Linked DNA regions of Homo sapiens: all the other regions are linked to region 2. The links are chromatin loops, found by intact Hi-C in ENCODE. Cell type or tissue: CD4-positive, alpha-beta T cell. All regions are shown on one strand. Region 1 overlaps IFT122 (intraflagellar transport 122). Region 2 has its middle 22 kb from the start of PLXND1. Region 3 has its middle 28 kb from the start of TRH. Region 4 overlaps TMCC1 (transmembrane and coiled-coil domain family 1). Region 5 has its middle 40 kb from the start of TRH. Region 6 has its middle 5.1 kb from the start of LINC02021. Region 7 overlaps ALG1L2 (ALG1 chitobiosyldiphosphodolichol beta-mannosyltransferase like 2).

Region 1 (4,000 bases), 140 kb after region 2:
TATTGGGTTTGGATGACAAGGTCAATATTCTCAGCCAGAAACAGTAGGGCTAGGGGTTGCTCCAGAACTCTGGGGCGCTCAGTTCAGACTGTGGGCCTTGCTCCCCAGGTCCATTTCTGGGGAATGGAGCTCAGCTCATGTGCATTTGGGAAACTCCTCCAACACTATCAGATTACTGGAGTCTGAGAGGATGGTGACCAGCTATCCGCCACCAGGAGGATGCAAACCAGTTCCTGAGAACCTACTGAATCCTCACAGCAGCCTGTGAGGTAGGTCCAATCCCTTTTCACAGACTAGAAACCCAACCCTGGAGAGATCCGGAACCCATGTGCCTCACCCAGCTATCACACAACAGCTCACACTACCTGCTGTTGTCTCCCCCAGTGTGGCCACTCTGCCCCCGGAGCAAGGCTGTGGCCCAGATGCCCAGACGCCAGTGAGCTCTGTTCCCATGTCCTCAAGGCTCTTGCCTGTTAGAAGGGCTGCCCCTAAAACAGGAACCCCAAGTATGCCTTCTTGAGAAGGAAAAATGCTTCATCTTTTACCTCAATGCTGCTGATGAGCTCTAAATATCGGAGGTCTTGTACTCTGATGAAGGCCTGTGGCGAAGAAATAAAGAATAAAATAAGCTGTCTTCTTGGCTTCAAAAGTGGGTGATTGGCTAGGGGTGGGAAGTCAAGCTCTATCTAGACAGTGAGCCACAGAGGAGAGGAAGGGAGCAAGCACAGATTAATCATCGTGCGTGCAGGAGGTTATACCACCCAGCGAGGCATGGCTTTATCCATGGGATTGGACCATGTAAAGAACAGCAAAGACATCCCAGTTGCATCAGTCATTTTGAGATCAGGTAAAACAAAACCGTGATGCCACAGTCTGTGGCGGTGCCTCCTTGGGAGACTCTAGACCCAAAGAAGAACAAGCCGGTCTGACCCTCTGGGGGGTCACGCAGCATCACAGCAGGAGAGGATGAGATGCATGGACTGATGAGAGACTGCCTATACATCTTGGCAACATGGGTAGAATGCAGGGGACAGCTATGCCTACCCAGTGGTGCCACAGACACAGGGGACCCAGAGCCCCTGGTACCACAGAGGGAGCAGAGGAGGGGAAAGCTGAGAGGGTATAAAGACAGATTCTGGAAGAAGGTGGAGGGGTAGGGAATGAATCCCACCAAGTCTGTGGAAGGCAAACTCTTTATGTAAACCCTAAAATTGCAGCCCTTGCCTTGAACTCACAGTAAAGCCAGAGACTTTAACTCATGGACCTCTAGAAGTTTCTGAGGAACAAGCAGACTGGTGTTAGCTAAGCTAGTTTTGCTGCTTTCAGATTCTGCCCAGGGTTTGGAGGAGCACAAGCCACCAGGTCAGGCTGCTTTCAGGTGGCTTTGCTGTCACCATTTATTGCCCCATTCAAAATGGGCTGACCTGTGCCTAGAGGAGGCAGCAGCTCCAGAGCCCTTTGAACTGAACACGCAGAGCAATCCTGACCACTTGCAGCCTCTGCTCAGCAGCATGGCATCCTCCCTCCTGAAAAGACCTCGGGAGATGAGCAAGTCCCCGGCCTGCCTTGCAGGTGACCACAATGCAACTTTATCTTTTCATCCCACAGGACCAGGCTTCCTGTCAAGAGACTGAGGACCCAGGGAGAAACATGTCTCGGCCCCTGTCCCCCTCCACAATTCAGAGGTCCACATTCTAACAGGGAAAGCTGGTCAATTAAACAGATCATGACACCTCCCAGAGCTAAGAGCTCTCCAACTACGAACCACATGCCTGGAGAACACGGATGAATGGTCTGAGCATGAGCAGGGGTGGGAGGCAGCGTTAAGGGAGGCATCAGAGTCAGAACCTGGCAAACAAGTGTTTGTGAAGAGGAATTCGTAGAAAAGGGCAATGCGGGCATCACATGGGCCAAGGAACACAGGGCTAAGACTACCTGTGTCCCAAGCTGTAGGTCTTACACATCACCCTCTAGATCTGGGTTTCCTTAAAGCGCCTTGAGAGGGCAACCCTGCAAAGCCCAGCACAGTGGCCAAGAGGGAAAGGAGCATTCGAGGTCTGAGTCCTCGCTCTGAGCCTACTTCTCTGCTTCTGGGCTCCAACCATCTTCTTTGTGGAAAGGGGCCTGCTACTGACACCCTCTCAAGGGTCTTTCTAGCTGTAGCTCAGCTGTGCTAGTGTCTAGGATTTGCCCATTAATAAATCTGTTTCCGAGTTCCTTCAACCTGACACATTTTGCAGCGTCAGGGTGCCTGGTCAGAGTCACAAGGCCCCTGAATGAGCTCAGCAGAGGGAAGCCTGGGAATAGGGAGGAACCTGCAGCTCTGCTCAGGGTCTGGCGGGAGCTCAGCAGCTCTTCTCTGCCATCTAGTGGGGATGGCTGTCCATCTCTAGGAACCACTATATCCAAGCTGGTGAGCCTGAGTGCCTGGCACAGAGTAAAGAGGTGGGGTACTCGGGATTTAGATGAAATAGTAACATCCAGCCTATCTTCAATATCATGTGGCTTTTTCAAAACAGCATGTTGTACACAATAGATATATACCACATACACTTACTTTTCAACTATAGTAAATCTGGCTGGGTGTGGTGGTTTATACCTGTAATCCCAGCACTTTGGGAGGCTGAGGCAAGAAGACTGCTTGAGCCCAGGAGTTCAAGACCTGCCTGGGCAACACAGTGAGTCCCCGTCTCAATATTTAAACAAATATATAAAAATATATATATTTATAAAAATATCAGTAAACACTCATATTAAACCTTGTGGCTTTTTACAATCCTTTCTATTCTAGGGATTTGTCGTCTCCCTCCCTGCTGGCATTTCTGGGTGGGGCAGGAGAGGGAAGCTCCCTCCATAGAGATGCCTCCTCCCTCCTCTGAATTCTTTTTTTTTTTTTTTTTTAAGTCAGAGTCTTGCTCTATGGCCCAGGCTGGAGTGCAGTGGCACCATCTCGGCTCACTGCACGCTCCGCCTCCCAGGTTCACGCCATTCTCCTGCCTCAGCCTCCGGAGTAGCTGGGACTACAGGCGCCTGCCACCATGCCCGGCTAATTTTTTGTATTTTTAGTAGAGACGGGGTTTCACCGTGTTAGCCAGGATGGTCTCGATCTCCTGACCTTGTGATCCGCACACCTCGGCCTCCCAAAGTGCTAGGATTTACAGGCGTGAGCCACCGCGCCTGGCCCCTCCTCTGAATTCTTACAGCCTCCTCCATCTCCACTTTCCTACACTGAGGACATCTAAAAATATAATCTAGATCATTGTTACACAACGATCACTTCCCTTGTTTAGTAATGGCTAGCATCTGCACAACCATCCCTGATTTAAATTCCCCTTTACAACATCTCAGTTAAGCCTCATGACTGCAGCGGGCATTCTCACCACCCCCATTTCAGAACTGGGAGGACTGGGGCTCCAAGGAAAGTGGCTGGCCTGAGGTCCCAGAGCCCCTTATGTGACACAGCTCGTTCTCAGCCAGGCTTCTTAGTCCTGGTCTGGTCCAGTCTCCTCTCTTCATGCCTACAAGTCTTGATCTAACCCAAGGCGGGCATCACGTCCCTCTTTGCCACTCCTTCAATGTCAGCCCGGGAATATGGACAAAATGAGCAGCTCATTAATTGACTGTGGGGAGATAAAGAGGGAAGGGGTAGGGGAGTGGAGGTTGGAAGCCATTCCTTCCTCCATCTGAGGTTCTAGATGGAAACACAGCTCAGGAACATACCTGGGCTTTTCCTTATGTGCAGAGAGGGGTCAGATGTTTTCAGCCATCTCTCTAGCTTTCATAGACTAGGCCAGGAAAGGACACAACGAATCAAGTCCATGAATCCCGCCATGAAGGTACGTGGGAAGTGCCCACATTGCTGTCAGAATCAGAGACCTTGACCATCTCTCCCACCTTAGTTGGCAGATGCTAAGAAAAGCAGCATTGTGTGCAGCATCATGGCCAGTGACTACACCGATAATAAAAGCCGCCATTTACGGAGTGCCTGTGATGTGCCAGG
Region 2 (4,000 bases):
GACCCCCATCTCTTAAAAAAAATTCTGGTAAGTTATTACAAATAACATTAGCATACAATTCATCAAAACATAAATTTATTACAATTATTTTTGAGACAAGGTCTCGCTCTGTTGCCCCAGCTGGAGTGCAATGGCACTATCACAGCTCACTGCATCCTTGACCTCCCAGTCTCAAGTGATCCTCCTGCCTCAGCCTCTCCAGTAGCTGGGACTTCAGACACGCGCCACTATGCCCGGCTAATTTTTTGTAGAGATGGGGTTTCACCATGTTGCTGAGGCTGGTCTCTACTCCTAAGCTCAAGTGATCCTCCTGCCTTGGCCTTCTGAAGTGCTGGGATTACAGGGGTGAGCCACTGCACCCGGCCTACAAGTGTTGATAGATACTTATTAAACAAAGTAAAATGTTGTTAGCAATGTATTTCTTATACATTGATTGTTGCGCTACTACCCAAACCTCATTTAGTGCACCAGTGGATAAACATTCTTTATTTCTGTGATGAGTCAATGGTCGGCATCGTCTCTTCCAATTTCTCATTTTTATAGAGGTAAGCACTGAGAAGTCTTGTCACATAAATAAGCAAAGGGAAAGGAGGGAGTACTGGAGCAATGCAACACAATTATTCCTTTGAATTTTCTGCCCAAAATCCATAGTAATCCATCATTAAGAATTATTTTTGTTACCACTGGGTAATGGGTAAGTAAAGGTTCATTGTAGAGGTCTCTCTACTTTTGCCTGTGTTTACATTTTCCATAGTAAAAGTTAAAGAAATTATTTTTAACCTCTATTAGTTGACAAGTTGGTTGGATTATCCCCCAATTTTATTGCAAATATAAAATGAAAACCTCCTGACTCTCAGAAGGGTTTATCTCCAGTCTCCGGAGTCCTTCAAGCTCCTCTTCCTTTCCAGACCTAAAGCAATTCTTCTAACTGGCCTTTTGTCTGTCTCAGGATGGGGAGTATGTTCCCCAAAGCTGCCTTCTCAAGGAGTTGGTGCCTTTTGGGGAGTCTTGGATGCCCCATTCGAAGACTGTGGTGGGTGAATCAGGAGGTACCCCTTCGCCAAGAGCCTGGGGAAATGGGCCAGGCCAGGGAGGACGGAAGAATGGCTCCATCTCAGAATGCAAGTGCATCCTCTGCCCGCTCCAGCTCCTCCATGTGCCCTGCCCAGATCCTGGCACTTCTCACTGGAGAGGACTCGGGCCCTGCCCGGGGTCATGCAGTTATGAAGGATGAGGCTAGAACCCTTTGCACCCATCTTTTTCAAATTACTTCAGCCAAAGTAAGCTTGGTGAATAAGTTGCAATTAAAATAAAGGTGAACAAGCCTGGTGTGTTGGCATGCATAGTCCCAGCTACTCTGCAGACTGAGGGGAGAGGATCCCTTGAGCCCAAAAATTCAAGGCTGCAGTGAGCCATGCTGGTGCCACTGCACTCCAGCCTGGATGACACAGCAAGCCCCTGTCTCAAAACAAACAAACGAAATAAAATAACAAAATGAAAAAGGTGAACAACTAAATGTGATCCTGGCCGGTCGCAGTGGCTCACGCCTGTAATCCCAGCACTTTGGGAGGCCGAGGCGGGCGGATCACGAGGTCAGGAGATCGAGACCAGACTGGCTAACACGGTGAAACCCTGTCTCTACTAAAAATACAAAAAATTAGCCGGGCGCGGTGGCAGGCGCCTGTAGTCCCAGCTACTCGGGAGGCTGAGGCAGGAGAATGGCGTGAACCCGGGAGGCGGAGCTTGCAGTGAGCCGAGATCGCGCCACTGCACTCCAGCCTGGGCGACAGAGCGAGACTCGTCTTAAATAATAATAATTAAATTTACAAATGTGATCCTGGCGTGGCTCCTGGATGGGGATGGGAAGGGGATGTGCTATAAAAGACCTCGTTGCGACATTTGGTGATATTTGAGTAAGGTTGTGCAGATTAAATTATTGTATTATGGTTAAATCACTCGATCTTGAAAACCACTGGGGTTGTGCAATAGAATGTCCTTGTTCTTGGGCAATACACATTGGAGGACTTAGGGTTCAAGGGCCATCGCGCCTGCAACTTACTCTCCGATGCTTGCAATGGGGGCTTGAATATGCAAGGGCTGGGGAGCAGAATGTTAAAGCTTGGTGAATCTGCATTAATAAGGGAGGCAGTTCTCGGAACTATTCTCACGGCTTTTCTGTTACTTTGAAATTATTTCAAAACAAAACGTAAGCCTGGTCTCTGTCACCGCTTTGTGGCTGCTTCGAGGAGCGCACCCTCTGTGTCCAAGACCTTAAACTCCCTGCCTGGGGTCTGGGCTCCCGACGTTCCTGCCTACGCCGGTTTGATTGCCCTTCAAGCTTAGGTCCCTCTGCCTCTGCGAACCGCTGCAGGCCCATTTCTTGCACAACCAAAATGAAGTCATACTAATCTTGGCTTGAGAGGAGCCAGAATTTCAGAGCCTCCAACCCTGATGCTTTCTACAACCTGGGAAGCTGAGGCCCGGAGACGGAAGTGACCAAGCGCGACTAGATCTAAAGCCTTCCCGACTTCCATTTTTCTCAGTAGGCAAGTGGTCCAAGCCCCACCGTTTCCTTCTTGGATTTGAGTCTCAACTCCAGCCACTCCCCTCAAGTCTGGTCTCCCACTCTCACGCCCCTCCAGCCACTGGCCTCAAAACCACCGAGCACATCCACGCGGCCCTCGCCGACTCCCGCAGGGCTGCCTCCACCCCGCTGCTTCTTGCCGGCGCATAGCCTCCCAGAGCCTCCAATGACCGCCCAAGCGACTGCCCTCCCTCCCTCCCTCCCTCCTTCGCCTCCCCATCTGTGCAATTGAACATTCATTCATTGCCGCGGACTCGAGGCTGCCCAGTCCTCTTCCGGACAGGGCCCTGAGGACAGGACCTGGCTATCCGGCTTCGCGGTGTGTCCTCAGTGCCTGGCCCAGAGCGGCCAATTTGGCGAGAGCAGGAATCTCTGTCCCTGGTTCCTTTAGTCCCCAGCTTTGCTCCCAAGTGACCATCCGCGAGGCAGCGTCCCCTCCTTGGCATCTGCGGCTTCTAAGACGCTCAAGGGCCCAAGGGGGTGAATGAGGTGTGGGCGACTAACTGTAGCCCTGTCCTCTGGGGGCAGCATGCTGCGCAAGTGATGCCCGGCCAGGGAACGGGGTGCTGGGGCCGCAGTCACCGCAACTTCTGGGTGGAGCAGCGAGGGCCCGGGGGGCTCGGGAAGCTGGGGGTGTACCCGCAGCCGGGGAAGCGGAGGCACAGGACCTGGGCCCAGGGCTCGGAGCCCTTGCTCCCTCCAAGCGAGGCGGGACGAGCACGGGCTGCGGGACCTCCGCCCCGTGCCCCCGCCCCCCTAGGCCGGCTGGGAGCTGGCCAGGGGCTCAGAGGTCGCACCTCTGGCCGCGGGAGGACGAGGCGGAGCCGGAACGGAAGCGCGGACAATGGGCCCTCCGGGGCCGCTTCCGGCCTCTCTCTGCGGGGCGGGAGCACGGGAGAGCCTGGGGCCTGGCCTGGGCGGGGCTCGGGCGCCCTCCCTGGGTTGCCTTCGCAGCACCCCAGCCTGGGCCCCTCCCACCCCTGCCGGTCAGAAAGCAGGGACCCGCCCCGCCCCAGCTCTGTCCCCAGGCTAAGAACCTGGCACAGGCTGGCGAGTATGGAACTGGGTTGTTTTTAAAAACTTTTATTCATTGAGTTATAATTTACATCAGGAGAAGTGGCCTCAGATCTCAAATGTGAAGTCTGGTAAACTTTGCACGTTTATACCCTGTAAATGCTCTGAACAAGACATGGAACATTCCCAGCAACCAGAAAATTCCCTGGTGGCCCTTCCCAGTCAGTCCCTCCCCCCAGCCCCAGCCCTAGCCCTGGCAACTACCCATCTGTGTCCCGTCCTGTGGCCTGGCCTTTTCCAAACAGCATGTACATGGGATCCTGCAGCGTGGAGCCTTTCCAGCCTGGCTTGGAGATGCATCCTTGTGTCGGAGTATCAAGAGGCTGTTCCTTTTCGTTCCAT
Region 3 (4,000 bases), 370 kb before region 2:
TCTGTAAAATGGGCATCCTAATAGCACCCACCCCCAGGGCTGCTGTGAGGTATAGATGGATTAGCATATGGAAAGTAATAGAAGAGGGTCTCAAAGCCCATGTGTGGTTATCAGAATTATTTCATGACAGGGGAGAGCTGGAGGAGAGAGGAAGGTGCTGAGCAGACCCATGTGCTCCCCCACCAGTGTTTCCTGAGCACCTTCTATGTGCTGCCCACTGTGAGAGCTGTTAGGGTTGAAATAGGGAGCACAGCAGGGTAGGGGCTGCCATCAGGAGCTTAATGGAGAGACCATTGTGCAACATGGTTCCAGCGCTTGGGGTGGGGAAGCTCAGGGAGTACAGGGGCCTAGGATCCTGGGCAGAATCATGGGAAGGACACAGCCTCCCCAGCCTCTCCTGCCTCCACTGCCTCCCGGGCCTCCTCTGCTTCCCTGGCCTCTCCTGCCTTCCTCGCTTCCCCTTCTCCCCCGGGCTCCCCAGTCTCCCCTGTCTCTCCTGCTTTTGAGGTAGGCCAGGAGCTGCTGGTGCTCACTTAGCCTGTCCTGGACTCTTGGTGTAGCACCTCAGTGTCCAGAAAATACCCCCGGGTTCAGCTGATCACACAACCAAAGAAGAAGCTCCACACTGACACTAAGGGTGCATCCTGGGCTCATTCATCAGGGCATGCCTCCAAAATATTTCTCCACCTCTCCTCTCTTTGCCCACCTGCATTGTCTCTGTGCCTGAGCCCTGGCTGGGGGCCTGCAAGGATCCCCTATCTCCTCTGTCCCTGCACGGCTGGGTCCCAGGCAATCTGTCTGCCCACCACACCTCTCTCCCCTCGCCCACCACGCTCCAGCCCCACAGTCCTCCTTCTGCTTCTTTCCCAGCCTCTGGGCTTTTGCACACGCTGTTCCCTCTGCCCGAACATGCTCCACTGGGCTGAGAACAACTCTCTGAGAAGTCTCTCAGCTGTTGCTTCCTTTGGAACAGCCGCTGCTGCTGTCCCTCTCCCAGCTCCAAGACCTGCTGAGCCTCCTGTCTTTTTCAGTTCCCATGCACCCAGCACTTCTCCTTGGCCTCCTTTTGCCCAATTGACAATGTCCGTTCTCAATGCCTCCTCACCCAGCGCCGAGCCCCACTGGGTGAAGGCAATGCCTGTCATGTCCACCACAATATCCCCTCCCCCATCACCACGCCCGGTCCACAGAGATGCTCAAAAAAGATCTGTTGGTAGGCAATGCGAAGGTGCATTCATGTCATCCTGCAGGCGGAATTCTCCACGAGTTTTGAGCAGCCTCGGTTTTCCCACCACCTCCAAATCATGGAAGACACAGGGTAAGAGCAAAGACAAGGTGGCTGTGGCCGATGTCCACCCTCTCGGGGCGTCCCTTCTCTTCTCTCCTCCTTGGGCAGGGAGACCATCGGGGTGCAACCTGGCTGGGGCGGGGTGGAGGTGGAGGGCCTGGCCGGAGCGGGCCTGGCTACGGGCAGGGGACAGCGACCGCCTAGGCCAGGGCAGGTGAGGGCGGCGCAGGCCCCGGCCCGGCGTGTCCGCGGTGCGCGTGAGCGGCCAGCAGAGGGCGCCAGAGAGCCGGGAGCGGCCCGCGGAGGAGCCCGCGCCGGCCCCGATGCCCAGCTCCGCGCCGCGCGGACCCACCGAGCCCGCGCTCAGACGCCCCAGCTCCGCCGAGAGGCCGCTCTCGCCGGGTCCTTCCTCTTCCCCAAGTGCAGGCAGAGCCCCCGGAGCCATGGCCAGCCCTTCCGGCAGCTCCGAAGCCACTGGCAAGCCCCGAGGCAGGGATGGCCGGCCCAGGAGGGAGGAGGACGACGTCCCTCCCGGGGAGAAGAGGCTGCGGCTGTTGCTGGAGGGGGGAAGAGCACAGCCCTAGGACTGCGAGGACGGGGAGGACGCGCCGCGGCCGGGCAGGGAGGAGACCGGCACCCAGACAGGTGGCGACGGCAGAGGAGTAAGTGACGCGGACGCGGGGGTCCGGGGGTGCCGGGGACGCGGGGTAGGGGCGGCGGGAGGCTCCGTGGCCGGCCCCGGGTTGAAGTTGGTAACTGAGCGGCAACTCCGGCGGGCGCGGAGTGACAGCTCGTGACGGCCTCCGAGACGCCAGCTGCCCCTTCTCGGCTGTGTGGCTTCGACTTCCTGATTCTCCCACGACGTCCCTGGCCGGGAGACCCGCTGGACTCTGCGGCTAGCCAAAAGGGGAGGGGGAGCCCCGCGTCCTGGGGGCCCCCAGCAGGGGAAGGGGCGGGGGTTGCGCTGGGCATCCTGTCTGGGGCATCTGTCTGGGACTCTGCCAGTGCCTCTCACCTGGCGAGGGGCTTGTGGCGGGGGTAGGGGGGAAGTCCCTGGCGCCAGGCTTGGCCAAGCCCTGCTCTGCTGGGCTGCGGGCTGGCGGCGCTCACCCAGCTCCTCACCTGCCCCGCATCTTCCTGTTTTTCTTCCCTTTCTGGTTGGGCAGCGGGAGTTGAGAGGAGGCAGATGGCTTCCATCCCAGAAATCGCTCTCCTCTTTCCATTCCTACAGAGAGGGACAGAGAGGGAAAGTTCCTTGCATCCCCCGGGGCGCTGTCCCTGTGAGCTCCCGGTGTCCTGCACACGTGGGCCCCTGAGTCACCGGGCCTGTGTGTGTGCGATGGGGTTCCGTGGCCAGCCTGGCCTCCTGGGGTTCACTTTCTGCTTTCCTACCCCAACTCTTCCTGTGTGGCTTTGCTGGCCTTCCACTGGGGAGGCACGTGGGTTTGGAGGGCAGATGAGGGCCCGCTGGAGAGCTGTACCCCTCAGTGAGGGCCGCCACCTTGACGGTTTTTGATGGATAATGCGGTTGACCTCTTTGTTCCTTCCATATGTTTTTATGTTTGACCATTTGCTCAGCTGAGCTTGTCTTAATCATTTGATTCGTGGTGAATGAGCCCCACATGGGAGAGAGGGCGGCCTTCATTCTGAACCCATTTAAGCAGCACAGGCAGCCCTCTTCGCCATGGGCTGCATCAGAGCCCCCCCTGCCCAGTCTTGGGGTTGCTCCCGAATGCTGTCTGGGAGACTTGCTCATGGTGACATCCTCATCTCCCCCTGCACTTTACTGCATTCAGAGCTTGGGTCACCTGGACACTGAACTCAGGTGAATTTTCTCTGAGATCCCGGGAGAAGGAGGACAGTTCTCTGGAAGGTTTTCCAGGGCCGATCACGGAAAGGATGAGAAGGGAGAGGTCCTGGTCGGGACACAATTACGGTGGCAGTGTAACGCCGGGACACTTTATTGCGTGAAGTCCCTCTCACTCCCTCTACCTCCCTCTTTTACGTGGACTCTGCCAAAGACCAGGATACCAGAATGCAGTGGAGTGACCAAGTGTAGTGGGACCTTGGGAACGCGAGTCTGGAGCCAGGCGGCTGGGGTTTGCATCCTGGTTCTGCCCCTCCTTAGCTGGCTGACATGGCACAAGCCACTTACCCTCTCTCAGCCTTACTGTCTTCAGTGGCAAATGGATCGGTCAACAGGCCCCATTGCCTGGGATTGTTACTGCTAAGATTAAGGGAAGCTTGTCCATAGAAGCACTTAGCGTTGTGCCTGGCACATAGTGTATGGTGGATAAATGGGACTTAGGACTGAAACTCATGCCTTGGTGTGTTTTTGCAGTGATGTTTTGTTCTGGGGTGCATCACAAGAGACAAGGTTCTTGGCCGGGCGTGGTGGCTCAAGCCAATAATCCCAGCACTTTGAGAGGCCGAAGGGGGAGGATCGCTTGAGCCCAGGAGTTTAAGACCAGCCTGGGCAACGTGGTGAAGCCTCATATCTACCAAAAAAAAAAGAAAGCCAGGTATGGTGGTGTGTGCCTGTAGTCCCAAGTACTTTGGAGGCTGAGGTGGGAGGATTGCTAGAGCCTAGAAGGTCGGGCTGCAGTGAGCTGGGATCATGCCACTGCACTCCAGTGTAGGTGACAAAGTGAGACCCTGTTTCAAGGAAAAGAGAGAGAGAGAGACAGACCCACAAGTGTTTTAAGCCAGAAT
Region 4 (4,000 bases), 200 kb before region 2:
TGAATGCTTAGAATTATATTCCTATTTCCTTCCTAACATAGTGCTATATTTTATTTTATCCTTTCGTTAAAACCTTAAGTATATTTCATGTATTCTTTCTGTATATTTGAGGGTCAGTTTTATGGTAGAGCAATAAAGATGCTTTGTTTCTTATTGTTTTGATTTTGCACATGGAGATGGCTTTCTTACATTAATGAATGTAGTGAATAAAGTTCTAGAATCTGAGTTTGTGCTTACCATGGAAGTACACTAAGTTGGTTATAATTTTCATATACTTTGTAGTACATCAGCAGCATTCATTTTACATTTTGCATGCCACAGTAGAGCATATACATTATTATAGTGTACTATTAATAAACAGATTGTTTTGGGTTTACCCAAAACCAGGCATATTAAATCTAGGAGAAACTTTTTCCATATAACTCTCAGTTATGGTTAGTTGAGGCACATAGAAGAAATAGTCCTGCTAGGGTTTGAAAACTCAGGTACGCGTAGCCATGCAGGTAGTGACAATGAGTGAACTTAGGTGTTATGGAGCTTGGACAAACTGAGGAGTTCCTGCTTTGTTTAACAGAGGCAATGTCTTAGCTTTAGCTGATGGTTGAAATTTAGTACTGTGGGCACAGTCTTGCCAGAGCTTCTGATTTTTTTCAAGAGAAACTGGAAATCTAGATGGGAAATCTCTTGATTTTTAACAGATATGCAAGCCACACTGAACACATTTGTGGGCTAGGTCTGCCTTGTAAGTTACCATTCAACTATCTTTCAGCATTACTTTTGTGTATTCCTTAAGGTTTTTGTTTGATCGTTTTCATTCTGTGTCTGCTTGCGGTACAGTTAGGTTTTTTTTTATTGGATATTAAGTTACCTGGAAATATAAATACTGAGTCTAGTACCTTAAACTTTTCCTAAGGTTTTTTTTTTATTGGATATTAAGTTACCTGGAAATATAAATATTGAGTCTAGAACTTTAAACCTTTCCTACCTAAATATGATATTTAAAACATATAGATAATGGACAGTAAATCACTTTAAACCTGTCAAAATAATGATGTGAATTAAAATTCAAAAAATTTAAATGGGGAAAAGTACCACATATTTATGTGTATATTCATTTTATTTTTTTTGGAGACAGGGTCTTACCCTGTCACCTAGGCTGGGGTGCAGTGGTGTGATCGTGGCTCACTGCAGCCTTAACCTCCCCAGACTCAGGTGATCATCCCACCTCAGCCTCCTGAGTAGCTGGTACTACAGGCGCATGCCAGCATGTCTGGCCAATTTTTTTTTTTTTTTTTTTGTAGAGAGGAGATTTTGCCTTGTTGCCCAGGCCAGTCTCAAACTCCTGAGTTCAAGTGATCCATCCACCTCAGCCTCCCAAAGTGCTGAGGTTACAGGCATGAGCCACCGTGTCCAGCCTATATTAGTTATCTTTGAAATAAAAAGAATATTTGGTCACTGATTACCCAAACTAGTTGGCAGTAAAGATTGACAGTGCAGCTATGTACCTTGTCTTAATCTTCAGCCTTTACCAGAGAACATTAAGGAATTTACAGCTAGTGATTCTGGGATTATAGACTTTTATGTTAAAAAGAAAAAGTGTAAGTAAAGCAGATTTTATTGGAAAACTTCAAGAGAAAGAGGGCAAAGTGAGAACTTTTTTCATAACATTGTTTCTTTAATGCTTTGTCAACTTTATTAGCATATGCTTACAGTAAAATCCACCAGTTTTAAGTGTACATCTTGACTAGTTTTGAAAAATGTGTAGTTTTATAGTAACACAGTCATTATATAGAACATTCCCATTACCCCCAAATAATGATTTCTCATGCCCCTTGGCTGCAGTCAGTCCCTCTTACCCAACCGGTGGCCTCTGGTAGCCGCTGATCTGCTTTCTATTGCTATAGTTTTGCCTTTTCTAGAATTTCCTAAAAAATTAGATCATGCAGTCTTTTGTGTTTGACTTCTTTCATTTAGTGTAATACTTTTCAACTGTTGTTGATTCAACTGTTGTTGAATGTGTTGATAGTTTGTTCCTTTTTATTGCTGCACTCCAGGCTGGGCAACAAAGCAAGACCCTGTCTCAACCCCCTACCACCCACCCCCACCAAAAAAGATAGATGTAAACTTCGGAGCTTCTAAAGGGAAAGTTTGGAAGTTATGGATTCAGGTTCTCTATTAAGGTTAATATCACTTCAGAGCTCACTATATCATCTTCTTATTTATAGCCAGATTTAGGAAAAGCAGTGTATATTAGGCTGCAATGAGGGAAGCTTTTTGGATTACTTATAGGCAGAAGGAAAGGGAAATTTTTGTAATGCCTGGCTGTACCTGGAAGATAGAGAAAAGTGGAAGAAGTTTGAGGGAGATGTATGTGTTCAAATAAAAAGATTTCTAAGTTTGAATTAGTTGAACTGTAAGCAAAACTAGTAATGCAGGTGTACTGTTCTCCCAGTGGGGAAGAAATGAAGCGGGGAAAAGGATAATTCATTTTGTTGACCACCAGGTGGTGCCCTAGGTGAGGATTGGTAGGTGGAAGTGAGGGGATGGATGCCTGACAGGACATTGATTAACCCCGGGGTGATAATTTAATTAGTACAGGAAGTCATTAGGATGTGGGCTAGCTTGAGCACAGTGACTATTAAATAGTGATAGTGCTCTTATAAATATTGAGCTGAATTGATAACTGTGGAAGTGGAATGGACAATAGAAGAACAGGTAGGATTTGATAACAATGTTAGAATAAAAAATTTTAAAATCTGAAGTTTGCTTGGGAGAATCAGAAAATATTTTCCATTTCCACTAAACAGTTGAAAAATTGTATTTTTTAAGGAAAACCATTTAGTTTCAGTTGGGTGGCTGACACCTACTATGAAGAGAATGTCTTATAGGCCTTTAATAATACGGAACTGGAACAGTGGGCATAAGTTAGAAATGAAGATGTATTTTGGCTTTCTCATTGTTCTCCCTTAAAGATACTTTACGTAGCAAAACTTGATTGCCAAAGCAAGTAACTTACAGGTTTATTGACCCTACCTCTGAAAGCCAGAATGTTTATGGCTATGTCCTTTCCCCCAATACTGAGTTTCCTTTAATATAAATATGTATTCATTGGCCCCAAAGATATTTTGATTATCCTTAATGATCTCATGTGGGCATCAAATATAGTTCTTGTAAGAGTAGAAGTGAAGGTACAGATAAGCTAACTGTTCCTAACCTTGGTAAATTTGTTATGCAAAGTGTAATATCATAGGGATGCTTCTTAAAGTTTGTTTCTGTTTGTTTGGTTGGTTGGTTTTTTTTGACACAGAGTCACGCTCTGTCACCCAGGCTGGAGTGCAGCGGCATGATCTCTGCTCACTGCAACCTCCACCTCCCAGTTTCAAGCAATTCTCCTGCCTCAGCCTCCAGAATAGCTGGGATTACAGGCACACACCACCATACCCAGCTAATTTTTGTATTTTTAGTAGAGACAGGGTTTTACCATTTTGGCCACGCTGGTCTCAAACTCCTGACCTCAAGTGATCCACCTGCCTCAGCCTCTCAAAGTGCTGGGATTACAGGCATGAGCCACCGCGCCCAGCCAAAGTTCATTTGTTTGTTTTTTAAGTCTGAGTTACTTTCTTTCTGTTCAGAGCCTTTTATGATGAAGGCTCAACGTAATGGAAAGTAGAGTTCACTCTTTAACCTCTTTTTCCTTTATACAACAAAATGGTCCAGGCTTTAGGGTAATCAGACTCCTAAACATATATAGTATGTGACCTAATTTCTGCTTTTCTCTTTTATTCATCAGAGATTTGGGTACTTTATCAATAGCTTTGAATCTTAGGAGTAGAGGAGGAGAATTTTAGTATCCAAAGTCCACTACTCTTTGGTTTATCCAGAACGCTAATATAAGGTCTTGCTTCCAAAGAGTCATAGATAGATAGACGGAGGGATAGGCCAAGATTGTGTTTTGTGTAAGGTAATTACTATTGCAGACTGTTTTTTTGTTTGTTTGTTT
Region 5 (4,000 bases), 310 kb before region 2:
GCGGATCACTTGAGGTCACGAGTTCGAGACCAGCCTGGCCAACATGGCGAAACCTCGTCTCTACTAAAAATATAAAGATTAGCCGGGCGATTAGCTGGCCATGGTGGCAGGCACCTGTAATCCCAGCTACTCGGGAGGCTGAGGCAGGAGAATCACTTGAACCCGGGAGGCAGAGGTTGCAGTGAGCCAAGATCACGTCATTGCACTCCAGCCTGGGTTGCAAGAGTGAAACTCCACCTCCAAAAAAAAAAAAAAAAAAGATGTTTGATATAAGTGGGATCATGCAACATTTGGCCTTTTGTATCTGGCTTATTCCACTAAACACAATGTTTTCAAGGTTCCTCCATGTTGATGGATGTATCAGTACTCATTCCTTTATTCCTTCTGATGGCTGAATAGTATTTCATTACATAGATATATTGCATTTCATCATCAGGTTCTCATGGTGAACCACTCATCTGTTGATAGCCATTTGGGTTATATCTAACTTTTGACTATTGTGAATACTGATATGAACATGGTTGTATAAGTATGTGTTTGATTCTCTACTTTCAGTTCTTTTGGGTATATACCCAGAAGTAGAATTCCTGGATCATATGGTAATTCTATGTTTAACTTTTCTTTCTTTCTTTTTTTTAGATACAGGGTCTCACTCTGTCACCCAGGCTGGAGTACAGTGGCACAATCACGGCTCACTGCAGCCTCAACCTCACAGGCTCAAGTGATACACTCACCTCAGCCTCCTGAGTAGCTGAGACTGCAGGCATGCACCACCATGCCCAGCTAATTTTTTCAATTTTTTATAGAGGTGGGGCCTCTCCGTGTTGCCCAGGCTGGTCTCAAACTCATAGGCTTAAGTGACCTTCCTGTCTTGGCCTCCTAAAATGCTGGGAATACGGGCATAAGCCGCTGCACCCAGCCTATGTTTAACTTTTTCAGAAATCACCATACTGTTTTCACAGCAGCTGCACCATTTTATCTTCCTACCAACAATGTATAAGCGTTCCAATTTCTCCACATCCTTACCACCACTTGTTATGTTTCATTTTTTAAATAAAAGCTGTGCTAATGGGTGTGAAAGGGTATCTCACTGCAGTTCTGATTCACATGGCCCTAATGACTAATGATGTTGAGCATCTTTTCCTGTGTTTGTTGTCCATTTGTGTATCTTCTTTGGAGAAATGTCTAGGGAGGAATCTTTTCCAATTGAGAGATGATGTTGGCTCACACCAGAGTAAGAGCAGAGAAAGTAGTGTGAAGTGGTCAGGCTCTAGGCATGTCTTTGGAGGATGGAGCAGACAGGGTTTGCTGATGGACTAAACGTAGGGTATAGGATAAATAAAGATGACTCTAGCATTTCAGGACTGAGAAATCACTGAGATGGAAGGCTTCAGGGTAAGCACGCTTGTGGGGAGGAAGAGGAGTTAGGTAGGATTCTGAGACCCCTGCAACTTGAGGATTGGAACCCTAGGAGGAATTTAATGCTTCGAGAAAGTGAACAGTGGGAGAAGAGAGGTTTCCTATCATTTACCACCAAGCTGTCTATGAGAACCTTCTAGGGTCACTTTTTCACTTTAGCAATTCCTGGTCACCTGGAGTCATTGGCCCGGCTAGACTCCCCAGTCTCATTCCTAGTTTGAGACCTTAGAGGTGGGAAATGTTCCTCAGGCTGCAGATCTAATTATGGCCTGCAGGTGGCACTGCAGAGCCAGAAATAACCAGGGCCCTGCGACGGTGGGCTACGGACCCGGGACCAAAAATTGGAGTTGAATTGTAGAAAAGCACAGTTCTCAAATCTTTGCACCAGCGGATTTGAGGACTCAAAGCAGTAAATGTCGAACCCAAGTTTTCAACGGGAAGGTCCCAGCGGGTAGCTGATTCCAAGAGACACATGCACGAGTTCATTTACCGCCGGTGAATAGTTACTGGGTATCTGTCGAGCACCTACTAAGGGCCACGCGGTGTGTTAGGTGCTGTGGATTCAGCCGTGACCAGGAAAGACTCAGTGCCTGCCTCAGAGTTGTATGGAGGCTGAAACAACAAGAAACACACCAACAAACAGATAAAATAATAAGATAACTACAGATTGCATTATAGGGGAAAGAAACGGGATTATGTGATGGAGAATAAGGGAGGAAGGGAATTATGTGAGGAGATGAAGCTTGGGTTGAGACCTGAAAGGTGAGAAGAACCCTGCAGCCTCTCCAGCGGCCCTTGCCAGATAAGTAAACTGGAGTTGAGAGGGAATCTCTCAGTTTCTGTGGTCGCACAGCCAATCACACCCAGCATCACTATTTGAAGTCAGGCCCTGCAGACTCTGAAAGGGGCTTGCTAATGGCTGTCGGGAAGACTGGGTGAAGTAATGAGGGCAAAGCCCTTAGGACAAAGCATGGCAGCTAATCGGTGATTTCTCAAATGGAAGCAGAGTTCTCAAAGAAACCTCCAGAACACACCCAGCCTTTCCTGCCTTTGCTGTGAGGCCAGTGGGAAAAAATGTAATGATGCCAGGTAAGACTTGCACCACTGACATTATAATGATGCAAACGTGTGTGCAAAGGTGAGGTGGAGACTCCTGGCTTCTTCAACTCTGAGAGAAAGACAGGGCCCCAGCCAGGAGACGTGTGCCCGGGAGCTCTGCCCTGACCCCCAGGAGTGGGCTGGGAGCAGGAGGCCAAGGACCCCAAGGGCGCAATCCAGGTGCTGGCCCTGAGCAGGTGAACTTCCCATGTGTGGGGACCTAGTACTCCCTGCCTGGAGGTACCTGACCTCCACATCCCACATTCCAGGGAGAACCAGGGCTTTCTCTCCAGCTGTGGTGGGCCACTCACTTGCCCCACTAAAGCTACAGAGACCCTCCTCACACACACTCACATGCTTACACATAAACACTCATTCACCCCATTTCCATTCACATGTCCACACACTCAGATGTGTGAACTCACACACACATACATGTGCTCATACCTTAATACTCAAACATTTATATCCACATGTTCATACACTCACACTCAGTCACTCACCCACGTACAGTTGCAGATACACTCAAATGTTCACAGGTTCACTCATACACTTAAACCCATGCTCAGTAATACACACATTTGTATAATCATAATTCAAACATATATATTCAATCTGCTCACACACATTTGCTCTCAAGCATTTACCTACAGTTACACACTCTCATGAACTCACACTCATCCACACACATAGTTACACACACAGATTCAAACATTCACAGGCTGATATATTTGTACATGCTGACTCACATCCAATGAACACACGCTCACAGACACTTGGCTATTCACACACATTCACACAACACACACATGCACACACCCACACTTCACTCACTTACTATTTATATTTCACAGTCATACATGTACTCATTTATATGCACATTCACACATGCTTGCAAAGATGTTGACTTACCCACTCAGCCATACCCGTATACACACAACATTCACACCTGCTCATACTCAGATTTGACTTACATACACACACTTATACTCAAGTGCTCAGACATTTACACTGATATACTCACATAGACTCACATATTCACACACATATGAATATTCATGCCCACACACTCAAACATTTACACACATTCACTCATCAGGGAGATGTGCCCAATCGTCTGACCAATCAGTAGCATCAGGAAGGCATTTCCTTTGTGTTCACATCTGCACCCTCTGTGGGTTAGTGTGCTGATTGAATGATGAGAGATTGCCCAAGAAAGGATCCTCGACTCTGCCAGGAGGTTCTTGTAGCATCTCCCCAAGAACACCTTTCTCCTTGGGGAGTAGCCCCTCACTGCTTGCCTTGGGGTCCCTGAGAATAATCGTGGGCTGAGAGTCAATGGAGCAAGGGCCAGGCGTGTGGTCTGAGAGGTAAGAAGGAATGAGAAGAAAGGGAATCACAGCCAGACATCTCAGGAAATCTCAGAACATACTCTATGAAATCATCATTCATTGGCCCCTTCCTCCCCCAAGTGTCAGAACCT
Region 6 (4,000 bases), 480 kb before region 2:
AGAAAAGACAAAGCAATAGACTCCCTCCCAGAAAGAAGTGCACCAGAAGAATACATTTTCCATACAAACTCAGGGGAGGCAGACATCCTCCACCCCCACCCACCCAGCCCATCCTAGGAGCCCCAGTGAAGAATTCCTGTGCTAGAGGTGAACCAAGATGATCCACTTGGAAAAGATGCAGCCACAGCAGGGAAGACTTTCGGGGCAATACAGTAGGTCAGGGCTTCGAGCATGGAGATACCTGAAGTTATCTCGCACCCTGCTCTGAGTTTCACCCTGAGCCTCACTCTCGTAGGTGGTGAAGCATGAAATGTAGGGAGAGCTGCTTTAAAACCCAGCACAAGGCTGGGTGCACTGGTTCACACCTGTAATCCCAGGACATTGGGAGGCTGAGGTGGACGGATCACCTAAGGTCAGGAGTTCAAGACCAGCCTAGCCAACATGGCAAAAACCCATCTCTACTAAAAATTTAAAAAATTAGCTGGGCGTGGTGGTGCACGCCTATAGTCCCAGCTACTTGGGAGGCTGAGGCAGGAGAATCGCTTGAACCCAGGAGGCGGAGGCTGCGGTTAGCCAAGATCGGGCCACTGCACTCCAGCCTGGGCAACAGAGAGAGACTGTGTCAGAAAAAATGAAAAACCAGCACCAGCATGAAGAGCCTGTGTATTGCATGGGGTACTTTGCTGCCCTTGGGCAGAATCTGCATCCCTCCCAGCCAGCAGGCACTGCGGACTGTCTCCTCCCTCTCCCTCCAGGCTCCTGTTTTCCCACCGTCCCCACTCCTGCTGCACCAGTGCATCTGCCCTCCTTTCCAAGTGCCAGCCTGTGGCCACCTCAGAGCTTGCACCAGCTGTTCCCACTGCCTGGAACTTGCTCATCCTGCACTTGGCTTCTCTCGGCTTTAGCTGGAGTGTCACCCTGAGCGTCCCCTCCCCTCCATCCTGTCCCCAGGGACACACACTCCAAGAGAGCAGTTGCCGAGTGGGCCTTCCCGCCTCTTCCATAGAGCCAGACAGTTGGCGACTGTCCTTACTGCAAGCCCTGGTTCACACTGGCTCCCCTGGGAGGGAGGTGGTTTAGGCCCACGTGCCCTGTGTTCCTGCTCAGAATGGGCATTAGAAATGCTGCAATATCCTGTGCCACTGCAGTGGAAGCATCTTTAGGAAACGGCTTATATCTTAAGACAAACTTCAGATGCGTGGGGCCAGAACGCCGTGTCCATCTACATCTTTGCTGAGGGATCGGGTAGCCTGGAGTTTGCCCTCTGCTGTGTTGGCTTGAAGCTCATAGGAGACTTAAGACGGGCTCTCGAGCAACCAACGTTCTGTCCTTTGCTGTAGACTGTGAAGCATCCTGTGTGTGTGAAGCACCCGCCATCAGTCAAGTGTGCCCAGTGCTTTCTCTCAGAACTCATCAAAAATGTCAGCAATGGGCAGTGTCCGCCCAGTAGCTGGACAGCATAGCCACCTGCGTGCTGGAGCCCCCGTCCTTCCCAGGCCCTGGGCCTGCTTTGCCAATACCAGCATGGCAGGGGCCTCCCCAGGCAACTGGCTGCAGCTGAGTGTGACCCATGGGAGACAGTGCAGGGCAGGAAGAAGGGGAGACCAGCGTCTCTCCCTCACTCTGCCTCATGGGGTTTCCACAGCAGCTGCTTCTCTGGGGCCCCAGCTCCTAGAATATGAATTCTCATTCCTACCAGGCTGGTCCAGCCCACAGCACTGGAACCCTCATCCACACCCTCTGTCCTGCCCGCTGAAGGGTTTGGAGTTTCCTGCTCTTGTCTGTCTCTGGGTTGCCCCACAGGCCCCTGTTGGAAGATTTAGCTCTTGCCATACCTTTGGAACTAGTTCCTCTGTGAATTCTCTGCATTGATCCTGCTGGAATGAGCTCTTTCCTGACTGATACAGGATGGATTTTATTTTTTACTTATTTATTTAGTTTTTTGAGACAGTCTCACTGTGGTGCCCAGGCTGGATTACCGTGGCACAATCTCGGCTCACTGAAACCTCTACCTCCTGGGTTCAAGCAACTCTCGTGCCTAAGAAGCTGGGACTACAGGCACACGCCACCATGCCTGGCTAATTTTTGTATTTTTAGTAGAGATAGAGTTTCACCATGTTGGCCAGGCTGGTCTCGAACTCCTGACCTCAGGTGATCCGCCTGCCTCAGCCTCCCAAAGTGCTGGGATTACAGGCATGAGCCACCACACCTGGCCTAGGATGGATTTTAAAGATGGGCCCAAACATGCAGGGTTTGACATGAGGATGTCGAGAGGCCGTTCCTTAGTAGGCAGTAGCAGACCTGCTGAGTGAAAGGGCCACACTTTTAGCAAATAAACAATCCCCTGCTTCTCCAATACCTGCTTTCTCCCTAGTCCTCCCCAAAAGCGTGCATCTGTGTTCACCAGCAGGTCTGCCCTGTGCCACCAGGAGAGGGCAGCAGTCACCCAGTGTACCCTGCTGCTGCCCTGTGAATCCTAGGATGGGACCAGCTGTGGAGAAGCAGCCTGCTGACAGCCACAGCCTGCAGCATGGGCCGCCCTCACAGTTCTGCCTGGGCTCACTTAAAAGCACCTTTTGTTTTCCTCCTCTCTGTTTGATCCAAACACAGAGCTCTCTGTCATGGTCACGTGGCAGCTCTCACGGAATCCTTGTTTCCTTCCCTAGACTACACCTAACCCTAACCTCTCAACACCTCTTGTTGAAGGCCCTCCCATCCAGGTTGCCCTACCAAGTGAAATTTTTTTTAGAGACAAGGTCTCTTGCCCAGGCTGTCCTCGAACTCCTGGGCTCAAGCAGTCCTCCCGTGTCAGCCTCTAGATTAGCTGGGACTATTCGGCACACACCACCACACCCAACGAAGTGAGTATTTTATATGCCAGCTGGCTGGTATTACACCATTCCATCCCAAATCTCCCCTCCAAACTTGGTGAAAATCATCTGACCATTTTTACAGATTAGAACGAAAGCAAACAAGCTCTCACTCTGTCTGCCCCCAGCACGAGGCTGTCCACACGGAGCTTTTGGACGAGCTGTACGAGGCGCTGGCAGAGACCCTGATGGCCAAGGAGTCCACCCAGGGCCACTGGAGCTATTTGCTGGTATGAGAAGGGCACCCTCCTCCCCCTCACAGCCCAGATACCCTTCCTGCACAGACAAAGTGAAAACGTGGGTGTGGGTTCAAATCCTGACTCACCCATTCTGCAGTCTTAGACATGAGGTCCGTTAACCTTCTTTAGCCTCAGTTTCCCTGTCTGTAAATCAAGCACTTCAACAACAACAGCATGTCTCGTGGGGTTGTTGGGTATTTGTCCAATAGGTGACACACACTACCTGCTTCACAAGGACCTGGTGCCCAGTCCTCAAAGAATATTTGACAGGGCTGGACATGGTGGCTCACGCCTGTAATCCCAGCACTTTGGGAGGCCGAGGCGGGTGGATCTGAGGTCAAGAGTTCGAGACCAGCCTGGCCGATATGGTGAAACCCTATCTCTACTAAAAATACAAAAATTAGGCCAGGCGTGGTGGCTCATGCCTGTAATCCCAGCATTTTGGGAGGCTGAGGCGGGGGGATCACCTGAGGTCAGGAGTTTGAGACCAGCTTGGCCAACATGGTGAAACTCCATCTTTACTAAAAATACAAAAATTAGCGGGGTGTGGTAGTGGGCGCCTGTAATCCCAGCTACTCAGGAGGCTGAGGCAGGAGAATCTCTTGAACCCAGGAGGTGGAGGTTGTAGTGAGCCGAGATCACGCTATTGCACCACGGCCTTGGCAATGAGAGCGAATCTTTGTCTCAAAAAAAAGTACAAAAATTAGCCGGACATGGTGGCACACACCTGTAGTCACGGCTACTTGGGCTGCTGAGGCAGGAGAATTGCTTGAACCCAGGAGGCAGAGGTTGCAGTGAGCCAAGATCATGCCACTGACTCCAGCCTGGGTGACAGAGCTCAAAAAAAAATAAGATAAAGCATAGATACAGAAAACCACAAAGGAAAAACAT
Region 7 (4,000 bases), 470 kb before region 2:
CTGCACTCCAGCCTGGGTGACAGAACAAGATCGTATCTCAAAAAAAAAAAAAAAAAAAAGAATCATTCTGGCTAATGGCTCTTCAGACATCTGTGCTTATGAGAACACCAGCCCCTTCTAAGCGTGTGTGTGTGTGTGTGTGTGTGTGTGTGTGTGTGTGTGTGTGTGTGTGTGTTTTGAGATGGAGTCTCACTCTATCACTCAGGCTGGAGTGCAGTGGCACAATCTCGGCTCACTGCAACCTCCGCATCCTGGGTTCAAGCAATTCTCCCGCCTCAGCCTCCCAAGTAGCTGGGATTACAGGCACCCACCATCGTGCCTGGCTAATTTTTGTATTTTTGTAGAGATGGGGTTTCACCATGTTGGCCAGGCTGGTCTCGAACACCTGACCTCAAGTGATCCACCGGCGTTGGCCTCCCAAAGTGTTGGGATTACAGGCATGAGACACTGTGCCCGGCCACTTTCTAAGCTTTGTGAAGAGTGGGTTGATGGAACAGCCAGGTAGATGTGGGTTCAGATCTCTGCTTCTGTCCTGCTGTGCCACGTGCTGGGGCAGACTCGGGCAGAGAGTGGACAGCTGCATGGTGCCTGCTGCTAGCCATTTCTATGTAAAACCAGATTTCTGGTCCCTTCCTGGAGGCCAATTCTAGGTACTTGGGTGGGCCTGGGAACCTGTGAACCAAGTAAACTGACTTAGACACTCCCCACCCCGCCAGGCCTGTCCTAGCAGCCCCACACAATACGCTCATGTCCTGTCCCCAAACACCGCCATCCTCAAACACGTGCTCTGTTTCCAGGCTGGGCTGGGATCAGATGGGAAGCGGAAGCTCATCATGACCAGAAACTGTTTCCCTATGGAGAGCACTTGGAGATGGCAATGCTGAACCTCACACTGTAGGACTCATACACGACTCCAACGGGATTGTTAGAATCAAATCACTCTCGTGGGAAGAATTTTTATATGGGAAAGCGGATAAAACTTTCATTGGACTGGAATGTTTGGAGAATGTTAAATTCCAAATCAGGAACCACAATCTGCCCTCTAATAAGACATCGGCTATCTAAGCATGTGGGTGCCCCCTTTCTGCCAGCAGTTCTGGTTCTTAAGAAAATCACCATAAATCAGACATGAAAATTCTGGCTCCAAAAATAGCATTTTCTTTGTGCAAATAAAAACGTGTGTATCAAGTATGACGTTCCCCCAACGTGGACACACTCGGTTCCTCACAAAGCCAAGCCCGCTGCAGCTGCCACATCCCTGGACACACTCGGTTCCTCACAAAGCCAAGCTCGCTGCAGCTGCCACATCCCTGGACACATTCGGTTCCTCACAAAGCCAAGCCCGCGGCAGCTGCCACATCCCTGGACACACTCGGTTCCTCACAAAGCCAAGCCCGCTGCAGCTGCCACATCCCTGGGCTTGTGGTGCAGCAGGTGCTTTTCTCAAGACAGGAATCAAAGTGTTAGGAACATGGCAGAAAGGTGACACCTGGAGACCAAATGCAGGATGAGGAGTACTGCAGAGGTCACAGGGAAGTCACAGAACAGTAATACGCTAGCAGGGACATGGGGCGTGAAGAACAGAAGAAGACAGGAAGCATTTCTGAGACTCCAAAGAAGAAATCAGGGCCAACCACAGCTTCCCGGGTCATTCACCAGGTGGCACCACTGCCGTCATTTCAGCTTCTGGCCACTGGGAGGCGCTGCTTGAAAGGGTTTGCCCTGAGACTCCAAGAAGAAGCTGCGGGAAGGACAGCAGGGGCCCTGGGGTTTTAGCCTCTGGCCCAGGAGTTATGTGTCCATAACCAAAGGGAGCACAGTCTGCACCCAGCTCTCATCCCATCAGAGCTGCTGCGACTCCCGCAGGTTCTTCCGGAACTGGTTTAGCTTGCCTTCAGGATCAGGAAAGTTTGAGAAAAGCATCTGCAAAATACTGAAGAGCAGAGCTTACCTCATTGCCTGTCCCCACCCCATCCCAGGTCACCACCTGGATGACCCCAGCTCCCCGACCCAACAACAACCCCTCCCAAGTCCCTAGCTCCCTCACTTGGACTTGAGACCCTTCACACCCCAGCAGCGCTCCGCCTCCATCTTGACATGCTTTCTGGAAACTTCCCCGTATGTCCCACTTTCCCACACTTGGTGCCCTGGAGCACCTTCCGGCCTCTACATGATGTACGTTCCCCTGTGAGCACCCTCCTCTCGGCCTCTGGCCAACACAGTCCCACCCATCTGTGGGTAACAAGGGGGTGTTCTTTTCAGCCTTGCTAAACTGTCTGAATCAAGGATCACAAACTACAGCCTGCAGGCCAAATCCAGCCCACAGCCTGTGTTTGTAAATAAAGCTTTATTGGAACAAAGCCACACCCCTTAATCTACAGATGATCTGTGGCTACTTTCACACCACAACAGAGTACCATGGTTCTGACAGAGACTGGGGGACCCAGTCTAAATGACTTCTGACCTGGACCTTTACTGAAAATCCTCCCAATCATTCTGTTGACAAGAATGATGTATTACTTTTTGCAATAAGAAACAAGTAACCTTTGCAGAATTCCACCCATCTTTCAAGGCTGGTCCCAGAAGTTCCCTTAGCCCACGCACTACCTGATCCTGATCACTTCCTAAACTGCAGCCTGGCCCACCCGGCTCCAGCATCATTTGTGGAGTCTCAGCTCCATAAATCTAGAGGGCAGGTGGGGTTGTGTCCTAACTTTACCGAGCCTACTGTACCGAAATGGGACAGCAGAGTAGGCCAGCCTCTGTGACTTCTGCTCCCTCCCTAGCTTTTCCGCCAGACCCCGCATGGTCCCACCCTGGCTGTGTGAAACAGGGATCAGGGAGCATGGCTCGGTGCCAGTCTCCAGAACCCTGTCCACCCTGGCGTGGTGGCAGACATGGCTACCTGCAGCTGAGCTGCCAGTTCCTCTGAGTCCTCAAAGACCAGGCGGTTTTCTTCATGTTTCACCAGCTCATGTAAACTGCAGAGAGAACAAAAGGAGCCCGAGAGTTTCCTGGAGAAGACACTAGACCCCTGGGGTGCCCAGCTGGGCTCCCACCCACCCCACGCTCAAGCCAGGCTGGGGGTTGGAACAGGGTGTGTGGCTTCTGGGAGGTGGTTCTTAGATTTGGCATCTGAAGGGTATAAAAGCCTGGGGGGGGTGCACATCAAAATGGTCAAACCGATTTGAGGAGAGAGCCTTAAGGAAGGTTTGTACCTTCTGTGCTGGATGCTCTTCAAGGACTGAAGAATTATTTTTGCATGTTTTTCTTAATTCCATGGCCAAGGAACAAGTAAAGGCAACCCCCTGGGGACTGGTTCAGCACATAAAAGATGACTTTTCTAGGACACCAGATTTGATCCCGACATTCCCTCAGCTCAGCTCACACGAGAGGCTCACATCCCTGAATCCCATCCAGGGGCCGGCTCCTGAGCAGGGGCCAAGGGCGCAACTTTTGCTGGGGCTACTGCTTCTAGAATCTCCTCTAACTCCACCCTTCCAAACACCCGTCTATGCTGGGTGGAGTGAGGCCACAGCATGACACTCATTTAACTGATTCAAACCCACCACGTGAGCTTGGCCAAAAGGGACATGGTGGGAGAGAAAGAAACAAAGAAAACCATGTAAGCCTGCAGGCAATTCCCGCCAATTCTACTCTAGGAGCAAAAGCCCCGAGTGAAGTTCTGTTATTTAAGGTGCTTTTTTTTTTTCATACTGGGTTGGTGCAAAAGTAATTGCCATTTTTAATGGCAAAAACCGTGATTACTTTTGTACCAACCTAAATGTAACATGAGCTCTAAATGGAAGCAACTACTTCAGTGAGGCTCAGCCCAGCCACAGTAACCGCAGGGCTCCTCCTCGTGGCCTCCAGTGTGTGCTGGACTGACCGAGGGGCAGGGCCTCACTGTGGGCAGCTCACTCTGCACTGCTTCCCCCTCAGCGGTGGATCTGTGAAGCTATCCCCAGAAAAAATTCGGGTTCTGCTCCTACCACTTGAA

Evidence for each region. Hi-C counts contacts between places; a loop is a spot of excess contacts. Peaks named below come from ENCODE experiments on the same cell type or tissue, not always from the same donor. Only the 100,000 strongest peaks of a DNase experiment are listed, where the experiment ranks them.
Region 1: a loop joins it to region 2, with 17 times the contacts of the local background. A loop is called at or near these places in 64 of 110 quality-filtered maps.
Region 3: it touches region 2 in a loop (29-fold over the local background); 25 of 110 quality-filtered maps call a loop at or near these places.
Region 4: a loop joins it to region 2, with 13 times the contacts of the local background. A loop is called at or near these places in 72 of 110 quality-filtered maps.
Region 5: it touches region 2 in a loop (12-fold over the local background); 89 of 110 quality-filtered maps call a loop at or near these places.
Region 6: it touches region 2 in a loop (26-fold over the local background); 23 of 110 quality-filtered maps call a loop at or near these places.
Region 7: a loop joins it to region 2, with 8 times the contacts of the local background. A loop is called at or near these places in 19 of 110 quality-filtered maps.

What each region holds. Positions count from the first base shown.
Region 1 is chr3:129,488,740-129,492,739 of GRCh38, reverse strand. IFT122 (intraflagellar transport 122) reads right to left here. Exons shown (of 30, transcript NM_052989.3): 17 at 546-599. Among named protein-coding and RNA genes, the nearest start is that of RHO, 38 kb to the left of the region's middle. RefSeq lists silencers at 2,378-2,447, 2,854-3,062 and an enhancer at 2,160-2,454. In CD4-positive, alpha-beta T cell, a CTCF peak has its summit at 2,397 (motif pointing left); a DNase peak (open chromatin) is centred at 2,329.
Region 2 is chr3:129,626,340-129,630,339 of GRCh38, reverse strand. No RefSeq gene overlaps it. Among named protein-coding and RNA genes, the nearest start is that of PLXND1, 22 kb to the right of the region's middle. RefSeq lists an enhancer at 2,443-2,552 and a silencer at 3,203-3,532. In CD4-positive, alpha-beta T cell, a CTCF peak has its summit at 2,244; DNase peaks (open chromatin) are centred at 2,249, 3,109 and 3,499; H3K4me3 peaks cover 1,781 bases; H3K27ac peaks cover 340 bases.
Region 3 is chr3:130,000,739-130,004,738 of GRCh38, reverse strand. It overlaps the pseudogene LOC124906284. Among named protein-coding and RNA genes, the nearest start is that of TRH, 28 kb to the right of the region's middle. RefSeq lists a silencer at 1,466-1,685 and an enhancer at 2,245-3,091. In CD4-positive, alpha-beta T cell, a CTCF peak has its summit at 1,568 (motif pointing right); a DNase peak (open chromatin) is centred at 1,558; H3K4me3 peaks cover 414 bases.
Region 4 is chr3:129,823,636-129,827,635 of GRCh38, reverse strand. All of the region lies in intron 4 of TMCC1 (transmembrane and coiled-coil domain family 1), which reads left to right. Among named protein-coding and RNA genes, the nearest start is that of TMCC1, 68 kb to the left of the region's middle. In CD4-positive, alpha-beta T cell, CTCF peaks have their summits at 2,287 and 2,489 (motif pointing right); a DNase peak (open chromatin) is centred at 2,505.
Region 5 is chr3:129,932,378-129,936,377 of GRCh38, reverse strand. No RefSeq gene overlaps it. Among named protein-coding and RNA genes, the nearest start is that of TRH, 40 kb to the left of the region's middle. In CD4-positive, alpha-beta T cell, CTCF peaks have their summits at 1,490 and 1,691 (motif pointing right); a DNase peak (open chromatin) is centred at 1,697.
Region 6 is chr3:130,104,630-130,108,629 of GRCh38, reverse strand. It overlaps the pseudogene FAM86HP. Among named protein-coding and RNA genes, the nearest start is that of LINC02021, 5.1 kb to the left of the region's middle. In CD4-positive, alpha-beta T cell, CTCF peaks have their summits at 2,231 and 2,435 (motif pointing right); a DNase peak (open chromatin) is centred at 2,439.
Region 7 is chr3:130,096,156-130,100,155 of GRCh38, reverse strand. ALG1L2 (ALG1 chitobiosyldiphosphodolichol beta-mannosyltransferase like 2) reads right to left here. Exons shown (of 8, transcript NM_001136152.1): 6 at 3,993-4,000; 7 at 2,906-2,981; 8 at 1,766-1,933. The coding sequence ends at 1,901. It also overlaps the pseudogene FAM86HP. Among named protein-coding and RNA genes, the nearest start is that of LINC02014, 3.9 kb to the right of the region's middle. RefSeq lists enhancers at 61-890, 2,554-3,385. In CD4-positive, alpha-beta T cell, a CTCF peak has its summit at 1,675 (motif pointing right); no DNase peak of the experiment used is centred here.